Regions from separate parts of the Homo sapiens genome. Here region 1 is linked to region 2. The links are chromatin loops, found by intact Hi-C in ENCODE. Cell type or tissue: gastrocnemius medialis. All regions are shown on one strand. Each heading gives the region's core, and the rest is flanking DNA. Links, peaks and the distances in the headings are about the cores only. Region 1 has its middle 25 kb from the start of TMEM30B. Region 2 has its middle 130 kb from the start of TMEM30B.

Evidence for each region. A loop is a pair of places that touch in the nucleus more often than their neighbours do. Peaks named below come from ENCODE experiments on the same cell type or tissue, not always from the same donor. Only the 100,000 strongest peaks of a DNase experiment are listed, where the experiment ranks them.
Region 1: a loop joins it to region 2, with 3 times the contacts of the local background. A loop is called at or near these places in 5 of 110 quality-filtered maps.

The regions. Positions count from the first base shown.
Region 1 is chr14:61,248,550-61,264,829 of GRCh38, reverse strand. It overlaps a transcript of PRKCH not described here. Among named protein-coding and RNA genes, the nearest start is that of TMEM30B, 25 kb to the left of the region's middle. RefSeq lists enhancers at 9,127-9,887, 8,862-10,061. In gastrocnemius medialis, for the core only: no CTCF peak of the experiment used is centred there; no DNase peak of the experiment used is centred there; H3K27ac peaks cover 4,000 bases.
Region 2 is chr14:61,139,082-61,155,361 of GRCh38, reverse strand. No RefSeq gene overlaps it. Among named protein-coding and RNA genes, the nearest start is that of TMEM30B, 130 kb to the left of the region's middle. In gastrocnemius medialis, for the core only: no CTCF peak of the experiment used is centred there; a DNase peak (open chromatin) is centred at 7,211; H3K27ac peaks cover 3,548 bases.

The DNA.
Region 1 (16,280 bases), core at 5,350-9,349, 110 kb before region 2:
GCCTCTCTGTTTCACTGCCAAGCACTATCCCAAAAAGGTCACTGATCTTTGAAATCAGCGAGCCCTGAAGCCCACTGAAGGGGGTCAAAAGAGTTAAAAGATTCCAGATGGGGCCAGAGTAGCCTCTCCAATTTCTTCTGCCTGTGTTGCTCATTCAGGGTGACCTGTACAGGTCACTAAATCTCTATGTGCTTTCAACTCCCCATTTATAAAATTTGGCTAATATTGATTTGTAAGATATTTAGAGAGAGTTGAATTAGGATTACTACAAAGAGCAAATTCCCTAGCTGATTTTTGTGTTACTACTAGTGAAGGCCCTAGGCACAATTCAACAATCAAAAAGCAGCAGTGAATGAGAAATTGCTGAAAGTGGCCAAATCAGGCTTTCTTAGATCTGGAGCTCTGCTGCCCAATTAAATCTGCACACTCACATTGGACAACATCTAGTTTATAAAGGCAAATATTTAATTAGTGGAACCTTAGGACTGGCAATGCTACTTCCAACCCATGTAACAAGATACCCTAAGCTTGAAAAGCAAACCCTGTAAACTTAAACTACTGTAAAATTATAAAGTTTAACATAAAAATGGAAAATCTTTAAATAGCCGTTTTGTGCAATGTTCTTAACAGACAAGACTGCCACACAATGAAACTGTGTAACTGCTAGCAGCAGGCACTCCAGGAAGATAAAATAAACTGGCTTTATGGACCCGAGGAATTGATTTTTAATGAGATTCTGCTTGGCTATAATGGCATCCTGAGAGGGCGATCCAGTTTCCACGGCCTCTGGTATACAGTTATAAGGTGCAGAGCAAGGACTCAGTTAAACAATGCCCATGTATTTGCCCTTTTGGCATATGAGATTAAATAAAATAAGGATGTTGTTCTTAGACACTTTCCAGAAACTGCACATGCACGTGCGTACACACACATACACACACACACACACACACACACACACACACACACACACACACACACAATACTCTGACTTCAGATGCTTTTCCTTAGACATTACCTGCTCGTATATTCTAAATTTTAGAGGACTTGACCCTTGAAGTTATGGGCTTGTGTTTGTATTTCTCTATCGGGGTATAACAACCCATAAATTATTAGATGAACTTGGCTGATTATTTTGTATTCCACTACCTGGAGACATTTATGCTTATATATAAATATGTACAGCAATGGATATGGATACAAATAGGTATAGATAGAGATATGGCTATAGATAATTGGCAATAGAATTGAGAAGGCAGTGTAGTATATTGGTTAAGAGATTCAGCTTTGAATCTTGCCTCTGCCCCTTCCTAGCTGTGTGTCCTTAGGCATATTAATCAACTTCTCTGAGCCTCAACTTTATCTTCCATAAATGTGGATAGTAATACCAATTTTACAAGGTTGTAGTAAAGATTAAATGATACACAAACACACAATAACATAAATGAATCTTAGCAATATAATATTAAAGGAAAAAATAAATCTCCAAAGATTATGTATAGCACATTTTTTCATAAAGGTAAAGCTAAATAACATTGAAGTCTATATGTTTATGAGTTCATACAGCAGCAGTAGAATCATGTGCAAAAAAGAAAAAGAATGATAAACACAAGGTCCAGGGTGATGACTGCTTTGAATGAGAGGGAATAAGGGAGAATGGGAGGGAGAGAGGATCAAATAGGGAGATAACTGGTTATAGTCAAGGTGCTAGTTTGTGATGGAGCGGCAGGCTCGTGAACACATATAATGAATAAAAATAAGTAGTCAACTAAATAAAACTAGCAAACTAGCTACAAATGGACCAATGATGAGAATATGTCATGAACCAAGGAATATGATTAATCCAATTCTGTGTACTGGAGGGTCAAAGAAAAAGAAGACTAAATGAGATAATGTATATTAAAGTGATTAGCACAGTATCAGGCCCTTAGTAAGCACTCGAGAAAATCTTAGGTAAATGGCTGGGTATTTCTACATACATTCATATGTATCCTTATCCTTAATTAATTTGGCTTTCCCCGGCATCATCCACTTCCCCCCATTTTCCCTATTTTTTGATTTCCTCATTTTTTTTTTCTGTTGCATCATCTGGGTTTAGAAAAATCCTTCACTTTTCAATTTTTAAAAACCTTGAGACATGATTTACATACAATGCCATGTACAGATCTTAGGTGTTCAGCTCCATGCATTTTGTCCGCTGTATTCACAAACGTAACCATGATTCAAAACAAGATATAGACTATTCCCATCATCCCAAAAAGTTTCTTTGTGCCCCTTCCCACTCAATTATCCCTTTGCCAAAGGTGACTTCTTTCTGACTTCTGACATCTCTCACTATAGATTAATTTTGCCCATTTGTAGACTTCATATAAATGAATCATACTGCTTGTATTCTTTTATATCCAGCTTCTTTTGATCCCCGCAATGCTTTTGAGATTCTCTATCATACTGTGTATCTGTAGTTCATTCCTTTTTATTGCTGAGTAGTGTTTTGTTGTATGAATATGCAACTTGATTATCCTTCCTTTCTACTATGAATGGACGTCTGGGCTGTTTCCAGTTTGGAGCTATTATGAGTAATGCTGCTCTGAATATTCTTTTTTTTTTTTTATACAGAGTCTCACTCTGTCACTGAGCTGGAGTGCAGTGGTGCCGATCTTGGCTCACTGCAACCTCCACTTCCCAGGTTCAAGCAATTCTCCTGCCTCCGCCTCCCAAGTAGCTGGGATTAAAGGTGCCCACCACTACGCCCAGCTAATTTTTTGTATTTTTAGTAGAGATGGGGTTTCACCATGTTGGCCAGGCTGGTCATGAACTCCTGACCTCGTGATTTGCCCGCCTCGGCCTCCCAAAGTGCTAGGATTACAAGCGTGAGCTACCGTGCCCGGTGCTGCTCTGAATATTCTTAAATGATTATTTCTGTGGATATATCTTTTGATTTATTTCAGGTAATACTTAGGACTGGAATTGCTGAGTTGTAGGGTAGATGCCTGTTTATCTTTATGAGAAACTGCCAGTTTTCCAAAGGGGTTGAATCATTCCAAATCCTTAAATCTGTAACATCTAACTCTACACCAGCAAGAATCCTTTTGTGTCAGGTCCATGTCTTTTACCAACTCTAAAAGGATTCCTAGGCCAAGAAAAATAAATTAAAAAAAAAAGATATGGATGTAAATGGCAACAGATGAATTTAGACTTGTCTGATGGTAGAATGTGCCAAGTCAGAACAGCAAGAGAGCCTTCCCCTGCTGATTCAGACCTCGAAATAAATCATATTTAAGAATACGACTTGGGTAAAGTGTGAGCCCAAATCATATGTTCTCCAGCTGGGTGGATGTCCCTTTCTGCTCTTGGCCTCAGCAGCCACACTGAATAATCTTTTTGGGAATGGGTGGGTGACCGATGGTAGGGACATTAATTGCCTTCCATTGGCTGGTTGATTTGGCTGTAAAGAGAAATGCCTGCCCAATTCCCAGAGAGCTTACATCTGTTTCTCATACAGCGCAGCCACCCATGCTGCTTCAACTATTCCCTACTGCTGGCCAGGCCACCACTTTATTGATTTTTTTCCCTTGCCCTTTTAAAAAGATGAAAGTTCCTAAAAGCTTTTTGCATGTGCATGTGCATGTGCGTGTGTGCGTTGGTGACGGCAACAGTTTAGTTTAGCAAACCAAGCAGCAGCCAGGTGAGTCATCCCTGGGTTTGTTGGTTTGTTTGGTTTTTTTGTTGGTGGTGGTGGTATTGTTTTTGGAACCGATTACTCTAGGATTGTGCACCCCCAGTGGTGGAGCTGACAGGAGCATAATAATTAGAATGTGCTGACAACAACTTAAAGATAATTAGTTGACAATGAGTTGAGACCTCATGAACCCCTTTAACACCTCAAGGTTTGTGATTAAAATGAAATACTTGGAAGTCCCTTAAAGTACATCTTGTCTTCCTACCAGAAGTTGTTTGGGTACAGCCAGAATGTTTGATATTTCTTTGATATGTCTTTCATTTCACGTTTTGTGATTATCCGCAAAGGTTAGCATTATTTCTGTGGAAATCAATAGATTAAAGGATTTGTGGTTTTACTCACAAAGCTATTATTTTGCTTCTTTCCCCAATAATCATCTCCCACTCTCATCCAGCCTTTTAACTAATTGATGTTCAAACATTTTTTTAAGAAAAAAAATCATCCTTTTGTTCTTACAGATTACATGGATTAATAAAGTTAACTGTGATTTACTGAAATTATTCCAACTGAAAGTTTAATGGCTACAGAATGCCACCATGACAATTCACAGGTGTGCATATGTTTAGATGAAACTAGGGTATTTCACAAATCTGCTAGCCTCAGCTTCCAATAAACATATGATAGTTTTTATTTTTCTTGATGGGCCCTCAATAAATGTTTAATAGACGGAAGAATTGATACTGAGATTCCATGATCTTCTAGAATTTATTCAGTTTCACTCTGCCTCCAAAATAGACTCCATTTAAACCCATAGAGGTAAAACCTAGTGGTTCTGTCCTTTGTTCCTAAATGTTTCTTAGGAGAGTAGTTTCAGTGCTTCCAGGACAATGCAATTACACTACATATTAAACTTCAAATATCAAACAACATTCTAATATTTCAGAAGGGTTGCAATTAGCTTTATTTTTATTATAAAATGTTAATCACCTGTAAAGCTAGAACCTTAATATCAGTTATATTATTTAGACATGTAATCAGTTATACCATTTAGACATTGCAACCATTTGTTTGATACGGAAGTTTCATATTAATGAGGCCAAATTCGTTCACTTCCAGGATACTGGTCTTTAATCTTTTCTGGGTCACAGACCCATTTGGGAATATGGTGAAATCTGTGAACCCTCTGGTCCAGATGAAGGCTCGGTCACTTATACGCCAAATTTATTGGATTTCTGGGGATTGATGGATTCCAGATTAATATTCTCACATCATCTTTAACAGATGATTTTAACCTTTCAGACATGTTGGTTATTAATCTGTAAAACAAATCGGGGAAAATGGACCAACTGTGAACAGATCATATTCAAATTGGAACTAGGATTTGAGTGAACTACCCTAGTTAGAAATCCAAGCAGGAAAAAAAAATGCTTTGTTATAAAATAAAGGTCAAGTGTGCAGTGGAGATTTATTGAAAAGATTAATTGACCAGAGCTCTAGGCTAGTGTTTCTCACAGTATAATGTGTATGACTGCTTCAACAGATTTAGCAGAGATGCTTGTTTAAAATGCTTGTTCCTAGGTCCTACCTCAGCAGACTAAATGGGTATCTCCTTTGATGGGAGCTGAGCCCCTGAATTTCAGTTTAACAAGATCTCCAGGTGATTCTTACGTGCAGCCGGGTTTGAGAATCTGTCTCTTCCACTCTTACTCTTAACGTGACCTCTTTTGCAAAGCACTTTATTTATATTGGTATCGTTAGTCAGTCAGTGTGAATGAAGATCTTCCATAAACGCCCAGAAAATGCTTTTGATAACTCCAATTTGGGTAGTGAATGTCATCAGAGAGCCCTGTGGAAAGCAGCTGCAAACAATTGTCACTCTGCTCTACTTACCATCAGAGGAAGGCCACTTTAGATCGGCCCATCACATTGTTTCATTTTTTGGTACTTAGTCATTTGTTACAATAAAAATTAAGTTACAGGAAAGGAACACTCTGACAGGATAATGGACTCCCACTCAGAAGAAACCAGCCTGCCTCCAATTCATCACGGCATTTATAGTGCATTAGAAGACATCACAGTGACAACATCATTCCTTTGGGGCAGGAAGAAAAGCCAGATTGAGTGGGAAAGAGGGAATTGACTTCGTGAACTTGGCAAAAGTGAAATAAAAATAGAATCCAGGGGTGGTTTGAATTGCCATGTTCAGCAAAGGACGAGGAAGGAGCTAACAATCACTGAGACTAACATTCCAATATGTTAAAAAATTAGCTTATTTCACCTTGCATCACATGAGTAGTTTGTGGGTTAAAATGAAATGGTTGCCTGAGAAATAACAGAGTGGCATGGAGAAAATGGGCAAAGTTAAGGCAATTTAAAATGATTAAAGCCCACAAAATATTTTGCAAATATAAAGTCCTGGAGGGAACTTTAATAATAATATTTGTCCAATAGACTGGGCCAAAGATATCTATATTGTCTGGGCATTTTAATTGGAGGATTGAAGTATAATTATAAAATCATAAAAAATCTATGTCTGTGTTCTCATAAAAGTAAAAATGGTTATTTGATGTAGGAAAGTAATGTTTTGAAACATAGGAGCTGAAGGAATGTGGCACTGGGTGGGTATGTCTGCCAACTTAGACCCAGGAACTTAATAACTTTATAGTATTTTTACTATTATACCCTACATCATGTTAAGCCTGGGAAAAAAATAAAAGGGGATACCAGGCAACTTTGTATAATGAAAATGTCTTAATCTTGTGATTTTTAAGGTAACTCTTTTTAAAACTTTACTTTTTATTAAAATAACATTATTTCATAGATCCTGGAAACTTTTTTTTGGTCCAGGTTTCCCCTTAATAAAATGTTTAATTCACTTAAGAGTCTCTTTGAACAAAAACCTGTGTGGTCTCATTTTCTTTCCCTGTCAATCTGTGTTATTTCCAGGGTGAAAGGTAATTTTGACCATAAACATGGTTTCCATCACACATTTCTAATTTTAACCTATTTGTCTCAGTTTGATTTACATTGGGGTCTAGAGCAAATTAACTATTGCGAGTTTTTATTGAAAATTAATTAGGTGGCTAAAGTGCCCATGGCAGAATCTCTGCCAGTACGTTTCTCTCTTGGTCGCCAGCCTTCTCCAGTTAAAACACCTAGCAACTTAGAAAAAAAAATCCATAAAACGAATGATATAATTAGTTCCAGAGTGGAACTCAATCTCTTTGAAATCAGATGCTTTCTTCTAGTGCTGAAGTGCCATGCTATAGCAAGCATTTTATGGTATCAGGGGATTGTCCTGGGAGTGAAGAGTGCTCGTTCTAGCTGAATCACCTCACATGACTTACAAAAGGTGTCCTTGTGGTACTAAATATAGCTGAATCTCTAATCTGATTCCTAAGTCAAGGCAAAGAGAGAGAGGAAGCTAGGTTTACAATACTATAAGGTGAAAAATAAGCTCCCCAGGTTGGGAAATAGACTCCATGAATGTGTGTGTATGCGTGTGTGTGTGTGTGTGGGGGTGTGTGTGTGTGTGTGTGTGTGTGTCTGTGTGTGACAGAGAGAGAGAGGGAGAAAGATCTTATGCTTAGGAAAAGGCAGGATGTAAATGTGATTTATTGTAAATAGTTCCACAACATTAAAATGAGTTTTTATTTTCTATGTATGCTGCTTCAAAGAAGAGCTCTGTGGGCTCATAAAAATGCAGAGAACAAATAGGGGTCTCTAAGTCCAATTTATATGCCATGCCCACTGTGCACTGAGACACATATAATCTGTAAAATGTCAGCTTCAAAGTTCCACCGAGATCGGTGTTAACCCTGACCTCTGACCTCGCCGCCTCTGGCTGGGCCTGCGTGCTTTCTTTACCAGCTGTTTTAGATAAATGTGTTCCATTTTTAAGAGATTGTCTCAGTGTTTTTTTACATGAATAGTGGTAATATTATTAACTCTCACTGGAGAAACCACCTTTTCTAAGAGGGCTTTACAGAAGAACCAATCATTTCATGCCCCATGCAGAGAGTAGTGGATTAATAAATATGTCATTGTACTGAAAATATTTAAACAACACTGGGAGAAAGGAGAAAGGCACACAACAAAAGGAAAGCATATTAGTAGTGTTTCCTGTCAAAATACACAGAGGAAGCACTTTATTTGGACCATTTTCTCCATAAAGAGACATGGCGGGCCAAGATAAACACAGTGAAGGAATCTGGTTTATCCCACTTTGGAGATTGGAGACCATCAGCTCAACCAAAGCTATGAGACCAAAACCAGGTTTTCTCTCTTGAGGCTGCTAAGTGAAGCCATTGACAGAGGCAAGCAGATAGATTTAGCAGATCAATACTGCATGGTTAAGTGGTATATAAGGTTTCTTTCATGATCAAGTGGACCAATTCACATACTAGGATCAATAAGTAAAAAATTCGGAGCAACAAATACAACTTTAAAATAGAGGATTTACCCAACCAAGACAATGAACAATGATTTCAGCCAGAGTCTAGGGATATTTTTACATCTCAATAAAACAAAGAAAATCCTGAATTAATGTTTACTGTGGGCAAGGTAATTCTTGATGCGGGGCGAGTTTAGGATAGAAAAAGTATAATTTCTACTAACCCAAAGCATTAATTTTTCAGGATCAAAAAGCCAGTACAATTTCGCATAGACGAGCATTGTCTTCAGGAAAAATAAGCACAGATGGAACCAAAGCTATGACAGAACACACCCCACAGGCGGTGGGCTTCACTGACGGTTCTATGCTCAGAAACCAACTCCGGGGAATTCAGGTTAGCAACTGGAAAATGGAATACTATTCTATTTGCTAAAGGAGGTCACGACAGGAGACAAAGGAAGAAAAGGATACCAAATAAAAATAGACCACCTTTTTGTATGATTCATTTGGGAGCCAATTTAATGCATTCCTGGTCAGCTTTTATCTGTCTTGGTATTTTTCATCTCTGGTGATGAGACAGAAATTCTGGTTGGTATGCATTTTGACAAGTCATGGAACTGTGATTTGCGACATGCTCAAAATTTAAATCGATGAGTAAAAACATAAAACCTTGAAATTGTCACCAACCCTTCAAGTGCAAATGCATTTGAAATAGAATCCCAGACTCGCGCCACTAAACTTTATGCACTAGGACAGTTTAGAATCCTTTCATGTGTAGACTGACATCATTTCAAGTGAACAACCCACAATTAGAATTTTTTAACATTAAAAATTTCCTTCAAATAGATAAGACTGCCTTAAACCACTAGAGACATCACTTTGAAAGGGTATATATGTTCACTCTAGGGTATCGTATTATTAGGAAATTTGGCACTCCCAAATGTGTTATCCAAAATTATTAAGTCTAGACCAGGTGAGAAGACTGTTTTTGAAACTAATCCTGTAGCACTGTCCCTTTTAAGTGGCTGCTTTCATGAACCAGCCAGTATTTATATATTATTATAAAGATAATACCCCTACTCACCTCATAAGGCTGTTTTGAGAATTAATTAATGTTTGCCAAGTACTTTGAGCTCTGCAGATGAAAGGTGGGGTGGAAATGCTAAGTATTATTATTATTTTAATCTGTATTTGAATTTGCCTCTTACAAGACTGTCTTTTTTTTAAGATAATAATCTCTTCTTCGGACAGAAAAAGGAAAAATTGCCTCATCCACAATTGGACCCTTACAAGGAGGACAGGTGTGATTATTAGGATTTGGCCTAAAGAATAGATTGAAGCGGATGATACACTTCAAAAGAATGTGTTCCCAATCTCAAGACCTCTCTGGGGAGTCTCACAAGTGTCAAGTTTATCCTGTGATCCCTGCTGAGATATGGCCAAATGTAAAGGCCAGGACCAGCTGGGTGTTTACATGACATATAAATAACAACACAAACCTGGTCAATTAACCTCTTTGCTGCTTGGTTTAAGTGAGTCCCACAACCTGCCTAATGAAGAGAAAGAAACTCCCTCAATCCTGCTAAGAGGTTAGAGGACAACGTTGAGAAACTGATTTGAGAGGAATTGAATTTGCTATTCTGGGTTCACAACTCCAGCCCTAATCCTGATAGCGCAGCAAGAAGGGCTGCCATAATCTTGAAGGGTCCCTTTGAGAGAGTGTGGGACTGCAGTGAGGATGGAACAGGGCAGCTTTCCCAGGCAGGGGATGTTGTCTTGGTTATTCACGGATCTGCATCACCGCCCTTCCTGGAACCTGGCAGGCGGCAGTACAGAGCTGGTGAAGGAGGAATGAAGGAGGAAGCCATGCTGCACTGATGATGGTTTGGCGATGCTGGTCTACACCAGAAAAATTGGATTCTCCCTAGAAAAGAGATTTGAAATTCCCTGGAGATTTCTGACCATGTCCTTTGGAAGAAATATTCATACAGCCAGGGAAACCTTAAAATCAACTTGCTTTTATTCTTGCCCAAAATTAAAGGCTTGCCTACCAACAACTTTCCTCTCAAAAATTGACATCTATGATTGCCAATCTTTTAGTAGGTTTTTATGTTTGTTTGTTTGTTTTGTTTTATTTTGTTTTGTTTTTTAAACAGGGTCTGTCACCGGGATGGAGTGCAGTGGTGTAATCACAGCTCACTGCAGCCTCTACCTCCCGAGCTCAAGTGATTCTCCCGTCTCAGCCTCCCGAGTAGCTGGGACTACAGGCTTACACCACCACACCCGGCTAATTAAAAACATTTTTTTGTAGAGATGGAAGTCTCCCTATGTTGCCCAGGCTGGTCTCAAACTCCTAAGCTCAAGCAATCCTCCTACCTTGGCCTCCCAAAGTGCTGAGATTACAAGCATGAGCCACCGTGCCTGGTCTAGCATGATTTTTATCACGACTTTTTCTGTCTTTTAAGATTGGAAAGGCATAAATCAATATTTCAGGTAAAAGCTTGTTATTTATTTTCCTGAGAATTTGGGGAATTTTCTTCTAAGGCCATTCTGGGATGTTAGCAAACAGCTTTTAGAATCACTGATCTATATCCAAATGATAAAACATGAGAGAGACTGAAAGCTCTCTGAGAATAGAAACATAACTTTTTCAGCTTTTTATACTCCTCAATGTCTCGCATAGAGTTTCGACATAGTAGAAACTCTATAAATATTTGTTGAAAGAAGAAAGGAAGGAAGGAAGGAAGGGAGGGAGGGAGGGAGGGAGGGAGGGAGGGAGGAGGGAGGGAGGGAAGAAGGAAGGAAACATGTACACAAACATTTGTGTACGTGTTTACCTCACCTTTAATAATTATACCTGTGTTCATTGAACATTTACTATAGGCCAGCCACCACTATGCTAAGCACTGACCATATATTATCTCATCAAACTCTCCTAGTAACACTTTGCAGTGGACACTACAACCAATCCAATTTTGCAGAGGAGGAAACCGAGGCTTAGGAAATTTGGAAAACTTGCGCACCGTTGCCTAATTAGGCAGAGTCAGATTAGAAACCAGTATAATTAGGCATTATATGAGAGGCAGAGAGTTGAACCACCAAGCTCTGCCTTTGCTGTGCCCCTGAAACACAGTGTGTAAAGAGGACACTGCAAACTTGAGCATATTTTAATGCATCAGGATATATGCTGTGTGCAAGGGAACTTCCTCTTTTCAAAAGCACTCACTCTCCCTGCCCCCCACCCCAGTGAAGGACCTAAGGATTCTGAAAATATGCAGCCAAGGGGAAAAGTCTGGCAAGGTGTGCCAAGTTTTCTTTGAATGCTTTTGTCCCCTGCTGACCTATCTCAAACACATCTCCTTTCCCCAGGAGTTCTGAAAACTCAGTCTTGAAGTCCATCCTGATTTTGGGTCTATGAGAATCATGCCTCACGCATCCCTGCCTGTGCACAGAAAATGTGCAACACTGGCAGGCAATTAGAAAAGAAACAGTCCAGCTATTAGGCAGTTAAGCTGCTCTTAGAACCTGGGTGCAGAATATACGGAGCTCTTAAAAAATTGCTTAACATAAGTATTAAAGGGCTGTAGAAATGGCACAGTCCACAAACGGTGTTTCTAGAAACCTAAAAAAACATATATTATGGGGTTGGTTTTTAATCTCATAGAGTTTAAAAGGTGATTTTAAAACAAAAACAATTTTTCTCCTCCTCCAAAAGCACCACTGTAAAAACTGTTTCTTGTTTTTCTGCTAAGGCCGAGCAGCGCTTGTTTGCCATCATTCATCCAGCAGAGGTCTCTCTTGCCCACCATACGCTCAGAAGAGTCCCTTGCTTGTGTGTGTGTATTCAGTACCAGGGGCGTGACCGTCAGGCTGCAGAATGAAGAAATACGGACAAAGACTTTCAGGCCTGAGAGACTAAGGAGAAAAGAATCTGTGGCTTTGGAGGTGGGATTGCAATGTTTGAGAAATGTATACTTTAATAATGACTGTGTTTGAACAGTAGGCTTCAAGTCTGTACTTTAAACTTCTCAAATTTTGAATAAATTGGTCACTTCTTATTGGAAAATTATTAGTTTTACTTGTGCTGTTAAACTTACATATACACTGTGTCTCCTTTCTGTGTGTCATTATCAAGCTGTGCAAATAGGGAAAGGGGAAGTCACGTTGCCTCTGTTTCCATTTGTCCAGGCCACTCTCAGCCAGATATCTCATCCCAGAGTGGAGCTTGGCCTCAGTGAGTGCTCTGACCTTGGCAGAGCAAGGTGGTCCAACCCTTGGTGCATCTCAAGTGATTGTCCACTAAGGGTGGAAGTTAGTTCTTAACTTTAGCAGCTTCCTCTGTCAGGAACTCAGAGCAAATTCACATGGGTTGTTGAGACCAGATCCCAAATCTGTGGGTGCATGGGAAAGGTGTGCTGGAGAAAGTCACGGTCTTCCTTCCTCCCCACAGAGCAAGGCCTTCTCCTGAAGCCACAGGACAGACCAACGAGGAATCATGCTGCCCCACGGCCAAGTTCTGATATGACACCAAGGGAGGCAGGCATGGGTTTCCATACTGAGGGAAGCAATCTGGTGAGGATGGAGCTGGATCAAAAAAGACATGTTAAAAATAAGACCCTCGGCTGGGCACGGTGGCTCATGCCTGTAATCCCAGCACTTTGGGAGGCTGAGGCAGGCAGATCACGAGGTCAGGAGTTCGCGACCAGCCTGACCAACATGGTGAAACCCTGTCTCTACTAAAAATACAGAAATTAGCTGGGCGTGGTGGCGTGCACCTGTAATCCCAGCTACTCAGGAGGCTGAGGCAGGAGAATTGCTTGAAGTCAGTAGGTGGAGGTTACAGTGAGCCAAGATTGTGCCACTGTACTCCAGCCTGGGCGACAGAGCGAAACTCCATCTCAAAACAAATAAAAAAAAAAAAAAGACCCTTATACAGTTTTGTTGGGAATGTTAATTAGTACGACCACTTTACAGAATGATTTAGTGTTCCTCAAAAAACTAAAAATAGAGCTACCCTATGGTCCAGCAATCCCACTGCTGGGTATGTACCCAAAGGAAAGGAAATCAGTATGTCCAAGAGATATCTGCACTCCCATATTTGTTGCAGCACTGTTCACAATAGCCAAGATTTGGAAGCAACCTGAGTGTCCATCCACAGATGAACAGATAAAGAAAATGTGGCATATATATGCAATGGAATACCATTCAGCCATAAGAAAGAAAGAGATCCCACCATTTTCAACAACATGAATGGAACAGTAGGTCATTTTGTTAAGTGAAATAAGCCAGGCACAGAAAGACAAACTTCCCGTGATCTGACTTATTTGTGGGAGCTAAAGATCAAAACCACTGAACTCATGAAGATAGAGAATAGAAGGATGGTTATCAGAGGGTGGGAAGGGTAGTGGAGGGAAAGTGGGATGGTTAATGGGTACAAAAAATAATTAGAAAGAACGAATAAGACCTAGTACTTGATAGCACAACAGGGTGACTATAGTCAGTAACAATTTAATTGTACATTTAAAAATAAAAGAGTCTAGCTGGATTGTTTGTAACACAAAGGATAAACGCTTGAGGGGATGGATACCCATTTTCCTTGATGTGATTATTACACATTGCATGCCTGTATCAAAGTAGCTCATGTACTCCATAAATATATACACCTACTATGTACCCACAAAATATATACACCTATTATGTACCCACAAAAATTTAAAAAATAAAACATCCCTTTTTGACTACTCCAAACCTCTCAGTGGCTGAACACTGATATTTAAATCAAATGTTTAAAAGATCCACTTTCACTCTGCTTCCTTTATATCTTTTTTTAAAATATGCTAGACCTTTTTTTAAAAAATGGCTTTTTTAGAGAAGTTTTAGGTTTACAGAAAAATTGAGCAGAAAATATAGAGAGTTCCCATCTACTTCTTGCCCCACATGCCTACAACCTCCCCCACTAACAACCCACCAAAGTGGTACATTTGTTACAATCGATGAACCTACATTGGTACCCGAGGTCTGTAGTTTACCTTAGGTTTCCCTCTTGGTGTCGTACATTCTATGAGTTTGGACAAATTGTATAATGACATGTATCTACCATTGCAGTATCATGCAGAATCGTTTTACTACCCTAAAAATCCTGTGTTCTCCACCTATCCGTCCCCTCCTCCCCCTAACCTTTGGCAACCACTGATCTTTTTATTGTCTCCATTGTTTGGCCTATGGAGACAGAACGTCATATAGCTGGAATCATACAACATGTAGCCTGTTCAGATTGGTTTCTTTCACTCAGTAAAACGCATTTAAGTTTCCCATATGTCTTTTCATGGCTTAATAGCTCATTTCTTTTTAATTCCTAGATAATATTCTATTGTCGGAATGTACTGTGGTTTATTTATTCACCTACTGAAGGGCATCTTCATTGTCCCAAGTTCTGGCAATTATGAATAAAGCTGCTATCAACATCCGTGTCCAGATTTATTTATTTATTTATTTATTTATTTATTTATTTATTTATTTTTGAGACTGAGTCTCACTCTATCGCCCAGGCTGGAGTTCGGCTCACTGCAACCTCTGTTCAAGTGATTCTTGTGCCTCAGCTTCCCGAATAGTTGGGATTACAGGCGCCCACGACCGTGCCTGCCTAATTTTTCTATTTTTAGTAGAGATGGGGTTTCACCATGTTGGCCAGGCTGGCCTTGAACTCCTGACCTCAAGTGATCCACCCATCTCGGCCTCCCAAAGTGCTGGGATTACAGGCATGAGCCGCCGTGCCCAGCCATGCAGATTTTTTTTGTGGACATAAGTTTTCAATACATTTGGGTAAATTGCCATTGGTGGGCCAAGCGTGGTGGCTCACGCCTGTAATCCCAGCACTTTGGGAAGCCGAGGTGGGTGGATCACGAGGTCAGGAGTTTGAGACCAGCCTGACCAACATGGTGAAACCCCATCTCTACTAAAAATACAAAAATTAGCTGGGTGTGGTGGCATGCACCTGTAATCCCAGCTACTCAGGAGGCTGAGGCAGGAGAATCGCTTGAATCCAGGAGGCGGAGGTTGCAGTGAGCTGAGATTGCACCACTGCACTCCAGCCTGGAGACAGAGCGAGACTCTGTCTCAAAACAATAAAAAATAATAAAAAAAAATTTGCCATTGGTGGAGCAAATGGTAATCTCTATACCTGTTTATCATGGTCTTCACACTTATGTCAACACTTCCCTTTTTTTTTTTTTTTTGGAAAGCTTCGCGTTACAAATTTGCACATCATACTTGTAAAGGACCATGCATACTAATCTTCTCTGTATGACTCCAATGTTTTTTTAAGTATATGTGCTGCCAAAGTGAGTGTGTACAAAACAGACACCTTCTTACATTTAGAACTTGCATTCGGATAGACTGACTCCTCCCCTGCTCCCTGGCTCTAGCACTCATTTCTAGAGAAGGGCGCTGTGTCCCAGCCATAATTGTTAGAGGAGAAGCAACTATACAGATGAAGCTGCAGTCACTGTTAAAGCTTCTTTAACTGGAGACCTAAGTGGGGATAGGTGGTTTTATAAGTGGTTTATCTAGAATTAGACCACACCATACACAATAAATATGCTGCTTATAATGCCAGGGTTTCCAGTTGCTTGTTGTCCATATAAATTGAACCATCGAGGCCAGGCACAGTGGCTCATGCCTATAATCCCAGCATTTTGGGAGGCCGAGGCAGGCGAGTCACCTGAGGTCAGGAGTTTCAGACCAGCCAGGTAAACATGGCGAAACCCCGTCGCTACCGAATATACAAAAATTAGCCGAGAATGGTGGTGCATGTCTGTAATCCCAGCTACTTGGGAGGCTGAGGCATGAGAGTTGCTTGAATCCGGGAGGCAGAGGTTGCAGTGACCCGAGATCAAGCCACTGCACTCAGCCTGGGCAACAGTGTGGGATGCTGTCTCTAAATACATACACACACACACATACATACATACATACATACATACATACATACATACATACATACATACATAAAACCATTGAATTAGGTGAGTTTTAACTTCACATTCTGAGGGGAAAAAGAAAAGAAAATATTTGCATTGCAGTGGTGAGGCAGGAGGTTTATTGGATAATTTTGTTAATTTTGATTCCCAGTACTGGACACTCTTCAAGAGGAGTTGGAATTTCTGAAGCATCTCCTTGCCCCTTTTGACCACATAAGCTTTCCTTGTT
Region 2 (16,280 bases), core at 4,803-8,802:
CCATGTTGGCCAGGCTGGTCTTGAACTGCTAACCTCAGGTGATCCACCTGCCTTGGCCTCCCAAAGTGCTGGGATTACAGGTGTGAGCCACTGCACCCAGCCCTTTCTTCTCTTTTGATGTAGTTTTTAGGTACTTTACCTGCCAGTAACATCTCTGCTGTTACGGCCCTTACTAATCTTTACGCTATCAAGCTAAACGTGTGCTCATGAATAGCTGGGAAGGGTCTTAAGAAAGACACAGCCTTTTTCGACTAATCGGCATTAATCATTTCCTTTGGTTAAACTGGCTGAGACAAAACCCAGAGGGGTGCTTGTTCTTTTTTATAATCAGTGAGACTCCATGAGGAAGTGCAGGTGATGTGACTTCCAGGCCTATTCTCCATGGTGCAGAACCAGGCTGAGAGCAGAGAGGAGCTGAGAGCACACATTTCCCTCTGCTGATGTTCAATTACAGGGCTGGCTGGCTGACAGCTGACGGGTCTGGTTCAGACATTGTAGCTCAAGCTGGGATTTGGATTCTTTCAAACCACCTACACATAAGGAAGGGAAAACAACAACGTGATTTTCTCTGACACTTTCCCTGAGTTCCTTTTCCTTTATTATTGTTAGAAATTCCAGAAAGAAAAACACTGAATTAAGCATTACATACATTCCTCTCTGGATGAGAACTGGGTGTATGGATTCTTGGGTTCATGATTGAAATTCTTGTATACCAAGTACTTGGTAGCCCACGAATAGCCAGAAAATCTTCATGCCTACCTTTCTTTGGCTATAAAATGGGGTCAACACATTGGCTTCGAAGGCCGAGCTACTCATTCTAGCCTTGCTTGAATTTTCCTGATAGCTTGTTGGGATGGTTGACAAAGATGTGTCCTCTCCTAAGTAGAAGCTAACCTGAGCTGGAATGTCAGTCAAGTCCCGGCAGGAGCAGATGGCACACTTGGAAGAGAGTTTTTGAATAGATGATTTACGGATGTGTGGGTAAACCTACGAGAAATGAGGAAGTGTCCTGGGGCTAACGACAGCACTGTGGCCTTCCCATCCCCAGGCCTGAAAGGACAGGAAGAGAAACTGGTTTTAGGAATCTGGTGAGACTTGTCATCGTAGGAGCTGTGGTCTTCAGTAGAGATGCAGCCCCTGCCAACCCACCACCCAGCAGGGAGGGCTTGGGGAGTAAATACCCCAAACTCACTCAACGCCCCCCTCTGATCTCCTACTGTGCCTCCCTTTGGCTAAACCCAGCAGGAAACCAGAAGGCAAGAGAGCCCAGCTGCTGCAGCCCAAAGAGGTCAGCCTCGGGGTCACAGAACAGGGTGGAGAAAGAAAGTGAATCCCATAGGGCAAAAGGAGAATATCCCCTAGAGCTGGACAAACAGCCCCATAACCCCCCACCCCAATAACAAGTCTCCAAATATGCATCTACAATGTACGCACCTCCTTCAAGGTTGGGTCCTGATGCTCACTGTTAAACACAATGATGTACATAAAATCACACAACCAACTGTAAAGACCTACACATATTCCAATTTATTACTATGGTTGTTGTTATTGGAATTAGAAACCTAGCCATTAGATGTCAGGGACTAAGCAAATAGAACAATGTAGCAACTGTCAGCCCCCGAGGCTGTTGTCAGGCTCCCTCCGCCTCCGTGCTTTGGTGCCTGTGCCCCATCTGTGACCAGGTGGCCCCACTGGAAATTCCAACAGCATAAGCTACAGTCATTCTGCCTGCTCAGTGTTGATTTTCCTCTCTCCTCAGCTCCTGCAGGGTGGAATGTCAGCTAAGTGGCAGGGAGCCTGCTCACCAAGGGGCTGGCTGATTGCTTAGGAAACCCATCCCTCTACTGGAATTTAATAAAAACCACCCACCAGACACAGGGTGGGGGCATTGGCTCTTTAAATGATGCTTTTCTTTAAGGGGGAAAAAAATCTATCTGTGCCAGTAAAAGAAAGAAGAGAAAGAATCTAGTTATTCAAAGATGGAAGAAAAAAATGTTTTTAATTTGTAACTTTGCTAATTTCATTCTGCTGCTCAAAACTCTTTGATGGCTATCATTGCCTAGGGAATATATTTCAAATGCTTTAGCCTGAGATCTGGCCTCAGCTTTTCCTACCAAACCTTTCATTACTCTCCTTCAATTATCCTTCTTCCATCAAATTGCATGACTCAGAGGACATTTTCTGGGCAGTTCCAGGTATCCTCCCACACACAGCTTTTTCATGCTGTAGACCAGTAGTTCCCAACACAGGCTGTTCTTGCCCCTCGGGGGACATTTGGCAATGTCTAGAGACATTTTTGGTTATTACGCAGGGCCAGGGGTGCTACTAGCATCTGGTAGGTAGAGTCCAGGGATATCGCTAAACATCATACAATGCACAGGCCAGGCCCTGACAACAAAGAGTTATTCAGCCCAGCATGGCAGCAGGACTGAGACTATGCCCAGCTGTCTCCCCACTGTCTACATCTTGTGTATTCATTGATTCATTGATGAACCTTGTGTATTCACCACAGTGAAACCTGCATTGTCCAGGACACTAGCCACTTATCACATGTGGCTGTTGAGCGCTTGAAACGTAGTTTGTCCAAACTCGATGTGTTGTGTCAAATGTTAATCAGATTTCAAAGACTTCATATGAAAAATGGAATGTTATTGTTCCATTGATAATTTTTATGTTGATTACATGCTGAGATTATAATATTTTGGATATTCTGGGTTAAATAAAATACACCATCAAAATTAATTTTACCTTTTTTTTTACTTTATTAAAGTAGCTACTAGAAAATTGTAAATTACAGATATAGCAGAATTGTAATGTTATTAACACTGGTCTAGAACAGGGATTGACAAACTTTTTCTGTAAAAGGTCAGATAGGAAATAATTTAGGCTTTGTAGGCCTCTGTCCCATTTCTCCTCCTCCTCCTCTTTCTCCTCCACCTTTTAAAAATACAAACTTTTTTTTTTTTTTTTTGAGACAGTGCCTCACTACATCGCCCAGTCTGGTCTTGAACGCTTGGCCTCAAGCAATCCTCCCACCTTGGTTTCCCAGAGTGCTGGGATTACAGTCATGAACCACTGTGCCTGGCCAAAATATAAACCTTTTAAAAAATACAAAACCCTCTTAAACTTTTTAAAAATATAAAACCTTTTAAAAACACAAAAGAAACATTCTCAGTTTGAGGGCCATATAAAAAACAGACCTTGGCCCCAGATTCAGACGGTGGGTCACAGTTCATAGCTCATGGCCCTGTGGAGGTCAGTGAGCTCCTGAAGCAACCCTTCCCTCCTGTCCTTTCACAGTGGGCTACTTGGACTTCACTGCGTCCTTCCTCCCATCAAGTCTGGTATCTGCATCTCAGCCCTTTCTTAATCCTTGGCTCCTAGAAGTTGATATAGTCTTTCCAGGCCGGGCAGTGGCTCACACCTGTAATCCCTGCACTTTGGGAGGCTGAGGCGGGTGGATCACGAGGTCAGGAGATCGAGACCATCCTGGCTAACACGGTGAAACCCTGTCTCTACTAAAAATACAAAAACTTAGCCAGGCATGGTGGCGGGCGCCTGTAGTCCCAGCTACTTGGGAGGCTGAAGCAGGAGAATGGCGTGAACCCAGGAGGCGGAGCTTGCAGTGAGCCACGATCGAGCCACTGCACTCCAGCCTGGGAGACAGAGCGAGACTCCGTCTCAAAAAAAAAAAAAAAAAAAGTTGATATAGTCTTTCCCAATGTGGATCCTCCAGAGAGACTGGCATGATGCCTCACACCAAGCATGGCCTGATGAGGGAGGCGGTAGCATACAGGGGTGAGGCGCCCAAGCTGTGGCAGGGTCTTGACCTTGCCCTCCATGACCTTCCATTTTCCTTACTTCTAAGTGGAGCAAATGACAGAGTCTCACTCAGAGAGTGAGTGTGATGATGAACGCAAAAATAGACAAATGGAGCACTTAGTACTTTACTCTGAACATGGTGTGCTTCTCATTATTATTGTTAACATTTTTATATGAGTCATTATTGTAATTTTTGAAACTTACATGTTTGTTGAGTTACAGAGATGAAAGAAATGTGAAAATGATTCTTGTTATTCTTCTTATTAATGGTTACTTTTAAAAACCGAGTTTTTATTGAATTGCATTTTAAAGTCCATAGAACTATGGTCTACTACTTTCAAAAATTTGACTGTTTTTCCAGTGAGTTACATACATGCATAAATGTGTATATGTTGGCAGCTCAGAATTAACAGAGTATTTTTTTAAGTTCTAAATTCCTCTCAAATGGGAACGAAGTGTTCTCCTGACCCTTTCTACACTCCTTATTACTGTCGACATCTGCAACTAATTGTTGATCTATAAGTCAAAACTGTGACCAATGCAAAAAACCTTTAGCAAAGCCTGCCTGGGCTTGGGTGACCCTTCTTAATGTATTTCAGATTAAGACTGAAACAAGCCACCTTTTAACTGTCCAACTGAGCACCAAACAGTAGCGGTGAGTATTTATCAAACATCAAATAATAACATGATCAGATAACATGCTTACCAGTGAAAATCTAATTTAGAGCTTTAAAAATGTTTCATTTGAATTTTCAAAACCCAGACTTTTTGATAGGTACAAAGAAATACATTTTCAGCGTGCAATTTGATTGACTAAAGTAACTATGTATCAACAAAATCAAATTTTGACCATCTGAATATCTTTGTAGTAAATGAATGGCGTTTTAAGAAACCACAGGAAAAGGCAACATCCCATTCTGGTCAAGAATTTGGGTTCTGGAATAAACACACACAAGTTTATGCCCCAACTCTGCCATTTACTAGCTGGGTGATGCGGGGCAAGTTACCCAACTTCCTTGAGCCTCATCTGTGAAATGGGGGCAACAGAAGCTTCCTTGTAGAAGAATCCTTATGATAAGCATTTGAAGGGAAGTGTTTGGCACACTGCAGACTATGTTTCAAACACTAGTAACAGAAAGGCTACAAAATGTATAGTCTAGACAAGCAACAGCATCCTTTAAAAAGTTAAACTAGGCTGGGTGCAGTGGCTCACACCTATAATCCCAGCACTTTGGGGGGATCGCAAGCACTTGCTGAGGATAGCAAGACCCTCATCTCTACAGAAAGAAAAGACCTTCAGCTCTACAGAAAGAAAAGAAAAAAGAAAAGAAAAAGAAGGAGGGAAGGAAGGAAGGAAGGAGAAAAAAGAAAGAAAGAGAGGGAAAGGAAGGAAGGAAAGAAAGAAGAAAGAAAAAGAAAGAGAGGGAAAGGAAGGAAGAAAAGAAGAAAGAAAAAGAAAGAAAGAAAAGAAAGAGAAAGAAAGAAAGAAAGGAAAAAACAGAGAGAAAGGAAGGAAAGAAGGAAGGGAGGGAAGGAAGGTAGGAAGGAAGGAAATTAAACAAACTAAATAAAGATAATGGACATTATAGCATTACAGGCTATTTGTGTGTACTAACTGGTTTAGTTTGTATTCTTCAGAATAGTTAAAGGAATAAATCTGTTTTCCTCACTTTGCAGCTGACTACCCAGAGTTGCTCTACAGGAAGCAGCATGTTGCAAATCAACAACCACGTTCCAATGTGGGGCTCATCCACCGCCATTTGTTTTCTTGGCCCAGCCTCTTAGTTCGAGGGCCACTCCTCCCTGCCTGCCAGGCACAGCTACCTGTCACTAGATTTCAGTTTCATTCCCTCTGGCAAATGATTACTTATCTCTTCAAGCTCTCTCCCAGGGCAGAGCCTACATTTTCTGTCACCCTCATCACACCCTCCAAAATTGGTAAAAATCTATACATCCATTTTCACAAGATGTGGTAAAGTCAAAGAAACATAAACTTCACATCTAAAATACAATTTTGTTTATTTTGGAATCCATGTGATTCCAAAATCAGATTTTATGGGATCAATATTTATGAACTTTTAAATTATCGATAGCCTTGAGAATGAGGATTCGATTTTTATTTTTTTTCTTTGACATCTCCTGCATGTCTCGAGCTCTGGGCCAGCCATCTGTGTAACTGCAGACATTGCCTTCCACTTCAGCTGCTACTTCTTAGCCTTGGACCACTATCCTGTGAAATGAGAGGGCAGAGGCAGGATCCCTGGAGCCAAAGACGCAGGGGCAGTGGCCATATTCACCTCAAATGGACAAGCTCCTTCGGCTGGAGCATGGGTGCGCTTTAGCCTCCTTCCACCTATAGGGTTCTGAACCTGTTTGGGGTGGAGGGGAGTGCACCAACCACAGGTCCACACTAAAGCCCTCCGCCCCTTTAGACAGCTACAGCCACTCCCAGCCAAAGGCCAGGCCACTAAGGAGCCCTGAACACCACATCCTCTGGGGCCACACTTAGGAGGAAAGTTGTCTTCCCACAGCTGAAGCCATTGATAGGCTGAGCTAGCCCCTCTTCTATGATCAAAACTGTGTGTGTCTATTGGGCAATCAAATATCAATAGTGACTGAAACTCCCATTTCCTTCTAGCCCAAGCATGCTCTGCAACAGGGGAGGAAAGGGTGGCTATTGACTAAGTGTCTCCAAGGTGCTTTCACAAGATGCTTGGTGCTTTGTATATATTATCTCATTTAAATCACAACCACCATTGGAATAAGGCATTTTAATCCCCATTTCATGGCTGACAAAGTTGAGGTTCAGAAACGTTAAGTCATTTGACTGAGGTCCTGTGGATCACAAGTGGCAGGGTCCAACCCAAGAATGACTAGAATGTTCATAATCAGACTGCCGCAGCAGGCCAAGACGGGGTGGGCAGAGGGGGTGCCAACACTGCTCCATAATCCCACTCCTGATGAATGGACAGCCATCTATGTCAGGGTCACCGTGACTGGGTCTTTGTTCCAGTGCTGAATGCATGCACACACACCCACACACGTGCACACACACACACTCACATGCACCACAGGGTGCCGGAGTAATGTGGCTGTTTTGATCTGCTCTGAGGTTCCTAACTCAAGCACTGAAGTCCTGGGCTCGGCTTGAATTCAACCTGAGCCGAGAGCTGGCCAGGCCTCAGAAACGCGGGGCCGTCCATCACTTACGTCTCAGGTCTGCTCCTCGGAGAGCTGGAGTTGACCACAACTGCCTTGGCACAGTTCCACTGTGAGGGAGTCACAAAACTGGCATTTAAGTCCGGAGCGGAAAAAACACCCCAAGCTTGTTCGTTTTTCTGACAGGTGCTGGAGCCCATGAAAGGTCAGATTCCAGCTCACAGTCACATCCTGGCTTAGCCGGCTCCAGGCACACAAAGGCCTGTCTGTCTCGCCCCAGCGTGGGGAGTGGGGATGGAGGCCAAGGGCTTAAAATGGCCGCCTGATGGCCTGCTCCTGCTGATCCATTCCTTCACGCACATTGGCCTCAATGAAGCATTGGGAAACCCAGCTGCCAGGGATGTGTGAAATGGGAGGAATGAAGAAGAATGCAGGCTTTTTTCTTATTTGGAATTGCAAGAGATGTTAACCCCCCGGCAGCCCATGAATCCATGCCCTGACATCAGCCTGCTGTGGCTCATTTTGTAAGAGCCCCGGGGACACGTCTGTTTCATGTTCAAAGCCTTACCAGGCTGGAAAATTGAGTGAGAGCTGTCCCTCCAAGCCCTCAGCAAGGATGTTGGGAAACGAAGGAGTTTATTCTCTTCCTTGCTGGTGCATCAGGGATAGCTCAGAATCGCGGTGTTATTGGAACAGAGGGCGTGTGTTTAAATGCACGTAGCCACATGCTTTCATCCAGGAAGGTTTATTTTTGCAGCCTTTATGAAAACATCCTCCAATTCAAAATGGCTCCAAGGACCCACAGTCCTGTATTTTAAGTTTCTCACCAGCTGCTGTAGGCTGAGATTCTTTACCGCTTCTAACTTCTTCAAAAGATCTCACCACCCTCTCTTGTCACATGACTCCTTCCCCTCCCTCTCTGTCACCTCCCCATAACTTTACGCCAAATTATAATGCTGACAAGAAGCCAAGAGTTACAGCAGCTGCTGCACATCATCCTTGTAAAGAATCCTGGGTGATATTGATCATATAATAAAAACTTCAATTGACAGCTTCTTTTAAAATAACAAGCTCAGAGTACCAATACAATTCTTAAAACAAAAAACAAAAAAAAAAACTTGCTTTTGAAATTAAAAAACAGTGGTTTTGGAATAATTTTCTCCCCACCAGTTGAAAATCTCACCCTGACAAGAAACTTTCTCAGTAAAATAAGCTGTAGACTGGAAACTGGAGGCCTGGCCTCTTGTCACAGCTGTATCATGGAGTTATTCTGCATCAAATATGTTCATAGTCAGATGATGGGGAAGCCCCAGCTTTCTGAAGGGGTGATCACCAGCAAAAGACTGACTGCAGAGCTCTCCTATGTGTCCTGAATGTGTCCCCAATCCCTAAAAACCCTGTCCTTGCTGCCTTCTGTTAAGATTCCACCCCATCACCTCCACAAATGATTGACTCAATGAGCTTTTGCTCGCAGCCTATGTGAAAAGGTACAGTGTCCTTGGGGCCTGTCCCACAGCCACTCTGTAATTTCATGTCTCCATCTCTCAACAGGAAACACACTCATTCCCCTAGGAAGCATATTGATGATCACAACTACTATGTACATACATTGTGCTAAGTTCTTTTCAGGCACAGTCGTGTACTTTTTCCACCATTTTATGAAGTAGGTATGTTATAACCTATTTTGTAGAATGTATCCCATTTTATAGAAAAGGTGCCCGAGGCTCAGAAAGGCCCCCTGATATGGTGGAGCGAGCACACAAGTCCATATCAATCTGACTCCAAAGATTGTACTCTTAGCCACCACCCTGTAGGGCCTCCTAGCATAACTGGGACTATGAGGAATAAATACTCTCCAATAATTTTTTAAAGAGCACAGTAGAAATGCTTTCGTCAAAATAACTACCATTCGTTGGGCCTTCAGTACATGGTGGGAACTGCTAGGAGCTTTGTGTAAATCTCTTGTAACATTCTCATAGGGTAGGTATTCACGTTCCCATTTTACATGTTAGTGGCTTGATGACACCAAAGACAAAACAAAATCCTGGGCTCAATCCAGGAGTAAGAGACCTTGGCAATTCAGCTGGACGATGTACAGTGCAAATTTGGCAGCATTCAAAAGTCTTACTGCTACAGCTCTTTTATTATTATCAGAAATAATAACTATGGCATTTATTGAGCCTGGAATGCCACATGCTTTAGGGCTCCCTTCCTGGTAGGCTGTGGTCATGCTTTGGATATGTCAGCTTTCCAAAAATGTGGTTCCTGTGATTTCCAGACTGCCTGGGGCTCCGTGTGTGTGTGTGTGTGTTGGCACACACCCCATGATGTGTGTCTGTCACACTGCAGGGAGCTTTCCTTCATTTAAACAGCCAATTAAAACCCACTTTGGCACTTAACGCATGTCACTGCTTCTCGGCACTCAGCTGGCTTCCCAGCAGGCCTTTAATTTGATAAAGAGCTTCTAATAACGACTAACAGAGGGCCTGGTAAGTTAATTAAACCTTGCCCTTTATTTTGCTTTCAAGGTGTGCCTCCTCGTAAAAGCCCAAGTTTTGTGCTTGCAAATGACTTTAGACAATGTTCCATGCTTCAATGAGAAAAGTATGTCTGTCATGTCCTGGCAAGTTACTCTTAAAGTCTCAATTTCAGCATCATGTCAGGCTTTCACGGAGGCCAGAAGCAGATGGAAAAAAACCTCTGCACCCAATTGTAGGGAGGCCAGATTTAGCAATGGAAGATGAGTTTCCTCTGAGAGTACAACGCTGAAAGATGAGCTGGCTGTCATATCGAACTCCATTTATCCCATTTCTTTAAAGTAATCTGAGAGTCCAGATGGGTTGTATAAACAGAAGAGGAGGTTCCTGGGAGTTCACTAGCTTAATGAAGCCCGTATGTTTGACTCATGTAATAAGTATTTAATCATGCTGATGAAATTCATTTAAACTCCAGCCACACACGCTGTTGCTGAAGCCCTGATAATACCCTACATCACTCGTGCTGGCAGCACTGGAGCAAGACAGGTGACAAAGAAAATTGTGGCATTTCACAGGGTAAATAGGCTTTGGAGGGTCTGCAGGGGAAAGATAATGAGCCATGGGGGGCTGACTTGTTAGGCCATTGCCTCTGAGTCCTTGGAGCTCCCCTCTGTACGTGGCCATGGTGAGGTGCTAATGGCAGGGTAATAACTCACACATGCTTGCTTCTTCCTTTCTGAGTGATTGATGCAGAGAAGGTGTACCCATCAGGAAGCTTTCTGCTGCAAGTAACAGAAACCTCAACTCCACTAGCTTGAACAATCTGGAATTTTTCTGAATACATATTACCAGAAGTCCTAATATAAAGTGCTGTGAGACCTGGTTATTTCAGCAGCTTGAGCATATCCTCAAGGCCTCTGGTCCTTTCCCTATCTCTGTGCTGTACCTCATGATGTGGTCAGTTGTGGTCCCAGTCCAGAATATTTTCTGCTCATAGGCCAATGACTGCCAGTGATATGGTGATATGGTTTGGGTGTGTCCCCACCCAAATCTCATCTTGAATTCCCATGTGTTGTGGGAGGGACACAGTGCAAGGTAATTGAATCATGGGGGCAAGTCTTTCCTGTGCTGTTCTTGTGATAGTGAGTAAGCTTCATGAGATCTGATGGTTTTAAAATCTCTCTCTTTGCCTGCTGCCATCCATGTAAGACATGACTTGCCTTGCCTTATGCTATGATTGTGAGGCTTCCCCAGCCACGTGGAACTGTAAGTCCAATTTTCCTTTGTAAATTGCCCGGTCTCGGGTATGTCTTTATCAGTAGTGTGAAAACAAACTAATACAGTAAATTGGTGCTGAGAGCGGGGTGTTGCTGAAAAGATACCTGAAAATGTGGAAGCAACTTTGGAATTGGGTAACAGGCAGAGGTTGGAACAGTTTGGAGGGCTCAGAAGAAGACAGGAAAATGTGGGACAGTTTGGAACTTCTACACAGAAGTCGAGAATTGAGATTTGGGAACCTCCACCTACATTTCAGATGTATGGAAATGCCTGGATGTCCAGGCAGAAGTTTGTGTCAGGGGTGGGGCCCTCATGGAGAACCTCTGCTAGGGCAGTGCGAAAGGGAAATGTGGGGTCAGAGCCCCAACATAGAGTTCCTACTGGGGCACTGCCTAGTGGAGCCATGAGAAGTGAGCCACTGTCCTCCAGACCCCAGAATGGTAGAGCCACTGATAGTTTGCACCGTGTGCCTGGAAAAGCTGCAGACACTTAATGCCAGCCCATAAAAGCAGCCAGGAGGGAGGCTGTACCCTGCAAAGCCACAGGGGCTGGGCTGCCCAAGACCATGGGAACCCACCTCTGGCATCAGCATGACCTGGATGCCATGGAGTCAAAGGAGATCATTTTGGAGCTTTAGGATTTTACAGCCCTGCTAGATTTCAGACTTGCATAGGGACTGTAGCCCCTTTGTTTTGGCCAATTTCTCCCATTTGGAATGGCTGTATTTACCCAAGGCCTGTACCCCCACTGTATCTAGGAAGTAACTAACCTGCTGTTGATTTTATAGGCTCATAGGTGGAAGGGACTTGCTTTGTCTCAGATGAGACTTTACACTTCAGACTTTTGAGTTAATGCTGAAATGAGTTAAGACTTTGGGGACTGTTGGGAAGGCATGATTGGTTTTGAAATGTGAGGACATGAGATTTAGGAGGGGACAGGGGCAGAATAATATGGTTTAGCTGTGTCCCAAATCTCAACATGATTTCCCATGTATTGTGGGAGGGACCTGGTGGGAGGTAATTGAATCATGGGGGCAAGTCTTTCCTGTGCTGTTCTCATGATAGTGAATAAGTCTCATGAGACCTGATGGTTTTATAAAGGGGAGTTCCCCTACACAATCTCTCTCTTCACCTACTGCCATCCATGTAACACGTGACTTGCTCTCCTTTGCCTTCTGCCATGATTGTGAGGCTTCCCCAGCCATGTGGAACTGTAAGTCCAATAGCTTTCCTTTGTAAATTGCCCGGTCTTGGGTACATCTTTATCAACAGCATGAAAATGGACTAATACAGATGGGATCACCATGATTGACTATTATCTCTGAGTGGCAATGGGGCAGTGTTGGTTCAAAGCCAGCTCCCACCAGCTCATGCAAGCTGATAGTGCACATCTCCTCCCAGCTTTGCGTTTAGTGACTTCATGTTGGTAGCTTGAAATTGGGCATGATGGGCAACACCACAGGAATTGGCAAACACTACATAGCAGGGCTTTTTCTCCTGAAAAGCCAGTTGGCAAACATTTACCTGCATATCACTGTGACAAGGTCACCTTCCTTATGGCTGGATGCCAGAATAAAACCAGGGTTCTTCTAGCAAGAGAGAAAAATGGTAAGGACATTCAGAATGTGCAGTAGACAGGGGAAACTATTCCTGACCTTCTTTTGACTAAAAAGCTGTCTGCTGTGCCAGCAAAAATTCATGTACCAACCTGACCAAGCTTATCCATGGATGGGACTACCATTCTGATGTTTGTCTTGCTCTGAATGTCTGCTTGTCACCTGCTTAGGGTTATTGACCGTGATTCTGGAAATCATTTTTGTTATACATGACCCCTCTGACTTTGTGGTTTTCTCTACTGGATTAACAATGATAGCCATAGGTGCTTTTTTGTTGTCCTTACTGCAATGACAGCCCTGTATAAAGTTATAGTCAACAAGAACTTGCAGAAAACCATGAGGCCAAGACTAGGAGTGATACGAAGGAGCAGAGGTCCCCAAGGCACTACAGAGCCTTCCATGACTCAGTCGCTGATCAACAGCACCTTGTTGTAGCTGTACATTGAAACTGGATATCTTCACGGCTTTGGAACTTTTAAGTCTCCTGAGCATTGTTTTTAAATACAAATAAAATCTGGCTTTAAAAAAAAAGAAAGAAAGAAAAAGAAAAGCATCTGTGCTCTTCACAGCCCTGCCTCCCCATACACACCCATCTCCATGGGTTCTGCACTCCTGATGTGTTACCTCCCTGAAAGCAGGGTTGCATAGCTTTTATACCCACTTAGTTACAGATATTGCACTTGGTAGACCCCCACTTCTAACACACAAGAATACACACAGTTGCCCCTCTCCAAGCACACACACCCTTCCTGCCCATTTTGATGGGAGACAGAAAATCACCAAGCCTTGGAAAGTAGGTTACAGGGGGTGACTCCCCCCACCCAATGCCAACCAGTGATGGGTGAATGGTGGGCATGGAGGGCAGAGGAGCCCCTGATAGAAGTGGTTCCTGGAACAATATCAGATGTTTCCCCTTCTCCCATTCCCACAGCAATGTGTCTCCCCCTCTTTCTCCTGGAGGAGAAGGTTTGGCCAAACAAGGATAAAGTTCTTGGTGGGAGAACTCTTTTTTTTTTTTTTCTGGGGGAGACAACATCTCCCCCAGAAAGGCTTGGGTTGCCCTCTGCTCATTCTCTTTGGAAACATAGCACTCGCAGTCTGAGGAAGACTGAAGCAACTTACAAATGGGAGAACCCAAAGTACCCTCAAAAGTGTCCTAAAAGAGCCTGCTCAAGTAGGAAGCACTTGTCTTGTTGGTTGGCTTCATTTTTCTTTCTTTCATTTTTGTTGCTGTTGTTTTTGTTTTGAGATAGGGTCTGGCTCTGTCACCCAGGCTGGAGTGCAGTGGCAAGATCATGGCTCGCTGCAGCCTTGATTTTCTGCGCTCAAGCAATCCTCCCACCTCACCGCCCAAGTAGCTGGGACTACAGGTACACACCACCAAGCCCAACTGGCTTCATTTTTCTACCAAAATTAAAAAACTTCTCTAAGAAGCTTTTGATTTCTTTTCAGCTAAAATGATTCTCCACACTTAGTGGGCATCACAGTCACCTAGGAGAGTCTGCTAAGATGGCAGTTTCCTGGGCTGTTCTTCTGGTAATCTGGTTCAATAGTTAGGGTGCTGGGACCAGAAACCTGCACTTTTAGCAGGCATTCTCCGCCACCCCTGACCCCACCTCTCAGTGACTCTGAGGCAAGTTGTCTGAGAAGCCCTTCCATGAATGGGAATAAAATGTTCCCTTTGGTGGTCTAATCCAGAAGTTGGCAAACTGCAGCACACTAGCTAAGAAAGGCTTTTATAGCTTTGAATGGTTAAAGAAGTCAAAAGATTATCTTGTAATATTAAAATCATGCAAATTTCAAATTTCAGTGTTTCTAAATAAAGTTTTATTGGAACACAGCCACACTCTGATTATGTCATGTTTGTGGCTGCCCTCACACTATAGCAGCAGAGTTGAGTCATTGTGATGGAGATCATATGGCCTGCAAAGCCTGAAATATTTACTATCTGGCCCTTTATGGAAAAAGTCTGACAACCCCTGGTCTAACATGTTCCATTATCTCTCAATTCCCTGGCAGGAGGGCTTCCAATGAGTTAGTTCTGAGCCACTGACCACATCAGAGCCTTGCAGCCTTAGTAATAGTCTGCAGCTTTATGTCATTTGGCTCAAGGACTGAAAACAATGGCCAGGTGTCTTTCTGAGTGCAAAAGAGCCCTAGAGAGATGACGACTAGAGCAGGTAGTGGTGTGTTTCTTAGTGATATGCTGCAACCCACCCCAACCAGTAACCATTGTGCCATGATCCATGGAGCGTTGACTCCGTCCACAGCATGTGCATGCCCATGGCAGGGTCAGTGGGAAGTGGATGCAAACACACACATCTCATGACCCCTGCCCCCCTGGAACTTATACTTTAGCTGAGAAGAAAACACAGAGGACTTCTAGGCAGGGCAAAAATAGTGGTGGCTCCATTTCAAGCTGTGGGGCTTTTCTCAAATCAGTTCAGGAATGTGTTCAAACATTTACCATCCCAGGTCAAAACTCTGTGAAGTCAGTGTCCTCCATGAAAGAGGAAACCACGAAGGAGAGCTTCCAGGACTGCAGGCCTTGCCTTGTGACCCTGGCAGGTCCCATCCAGGCAGTATATGTTGGCAGAATGCCTCTGATGAGTAGGGCCCAGCATGGGAACTTAAGTAAGAAGGGCACTTGGAGAGAGGGCTGAGCCAAGAGGACAGAAAAACACACAGAGAAGGTGATCTTGAGAAGAGTAGCAGCGGGGAGGACATGGAAGCGGGGAAGGGGAGGATGGGCGAAAAGAATGGCTCACCTCCTGGTGGGGTTGGGCTGGGGTGTTTAGGCTGAGAAGGTAGGGTCGGTCATATTGTGGAGAGCTCTGAGTGCCAGAGTCAGAAACTGGTACGTACGGAAATCCATGGGAGAGGAGGAGCCATGAACAGGTTTTTGAATGTAAACTTTACATTAAAGTATAACATATAAAATAAGGGCACAAATGACAGGTGAATTTCCAGAAGGTAAGCACATTCATGTAACAGTGGGTCAATTACCTGCAATACCCCTACCTGTGGGGATTCTCCTGTTCCTGTAACTTATATTCAGTTAGTAATAACAGTGACCACCATGACTTACACTTACATAGAATGTTTTGATTTACAAATTGTATTTATGTACATTAAGTCTCTCAACACCGTGTGATGGGTACTATTACTATTGTTTTTATTTTACAAAGGCATAAAGCAACAAGATCATGTGAGTATTAAGCAGAAGAATTTGGATTCCACCCTTTGTATTCTTACCCCATTATTGGTGCAGCCATTAAGATAATGTAGATAGATATTTATTCATATAGGAACATGATCAAAATATATTATGAAGTTAAAGAATAAGATACAGAAGGGTTATGTAGTATATATCTTATGGAAAATATAATAGAGCAGTAAAGGATACCAGAGTCAAATCATCTGTGTTTAAACCCTGGCCCTGACACTTACAAGCTGTGTGACCTTAGACAAGTCATGCAAATTCAGAAAGGCTCACTTTTCTTTTTCTATTTATTTATTTTCTTTTTTCTTTATTTTTTCTTTCTTTCTTTCTCTCTTTCTCACTTTCTTTCTCTCTCACTTTCTTTCTCTCTCCTTCTCTTCTCTTTCTTTTTTCTTTCTTTCTTTCATTCTTGCTTTCTTTCTTCGTTCTTTCCATCTTTCTTTCTTTCTCTCTCTTTTTTTTCTTTCAGACAGGGTCTCACTCTGTCACCCAGGCTGGAATGCAGTGGCACAATCATGACTCACTGCAGCTTCAACCTCTCAGGCTCAGGTGATCTTCCCACCTCAGCCCCCTCACCCTCAAGTAGCTGAGCCTCACTTTTCTTATCTGCAAAATGGGAATAATAAGTGTCAGGCCTCTGAGCCCAAGCTAAGCCATTATATCCCCTGTGACCTTCACGTACACATCCAGATGGTCAGTTCCTGCC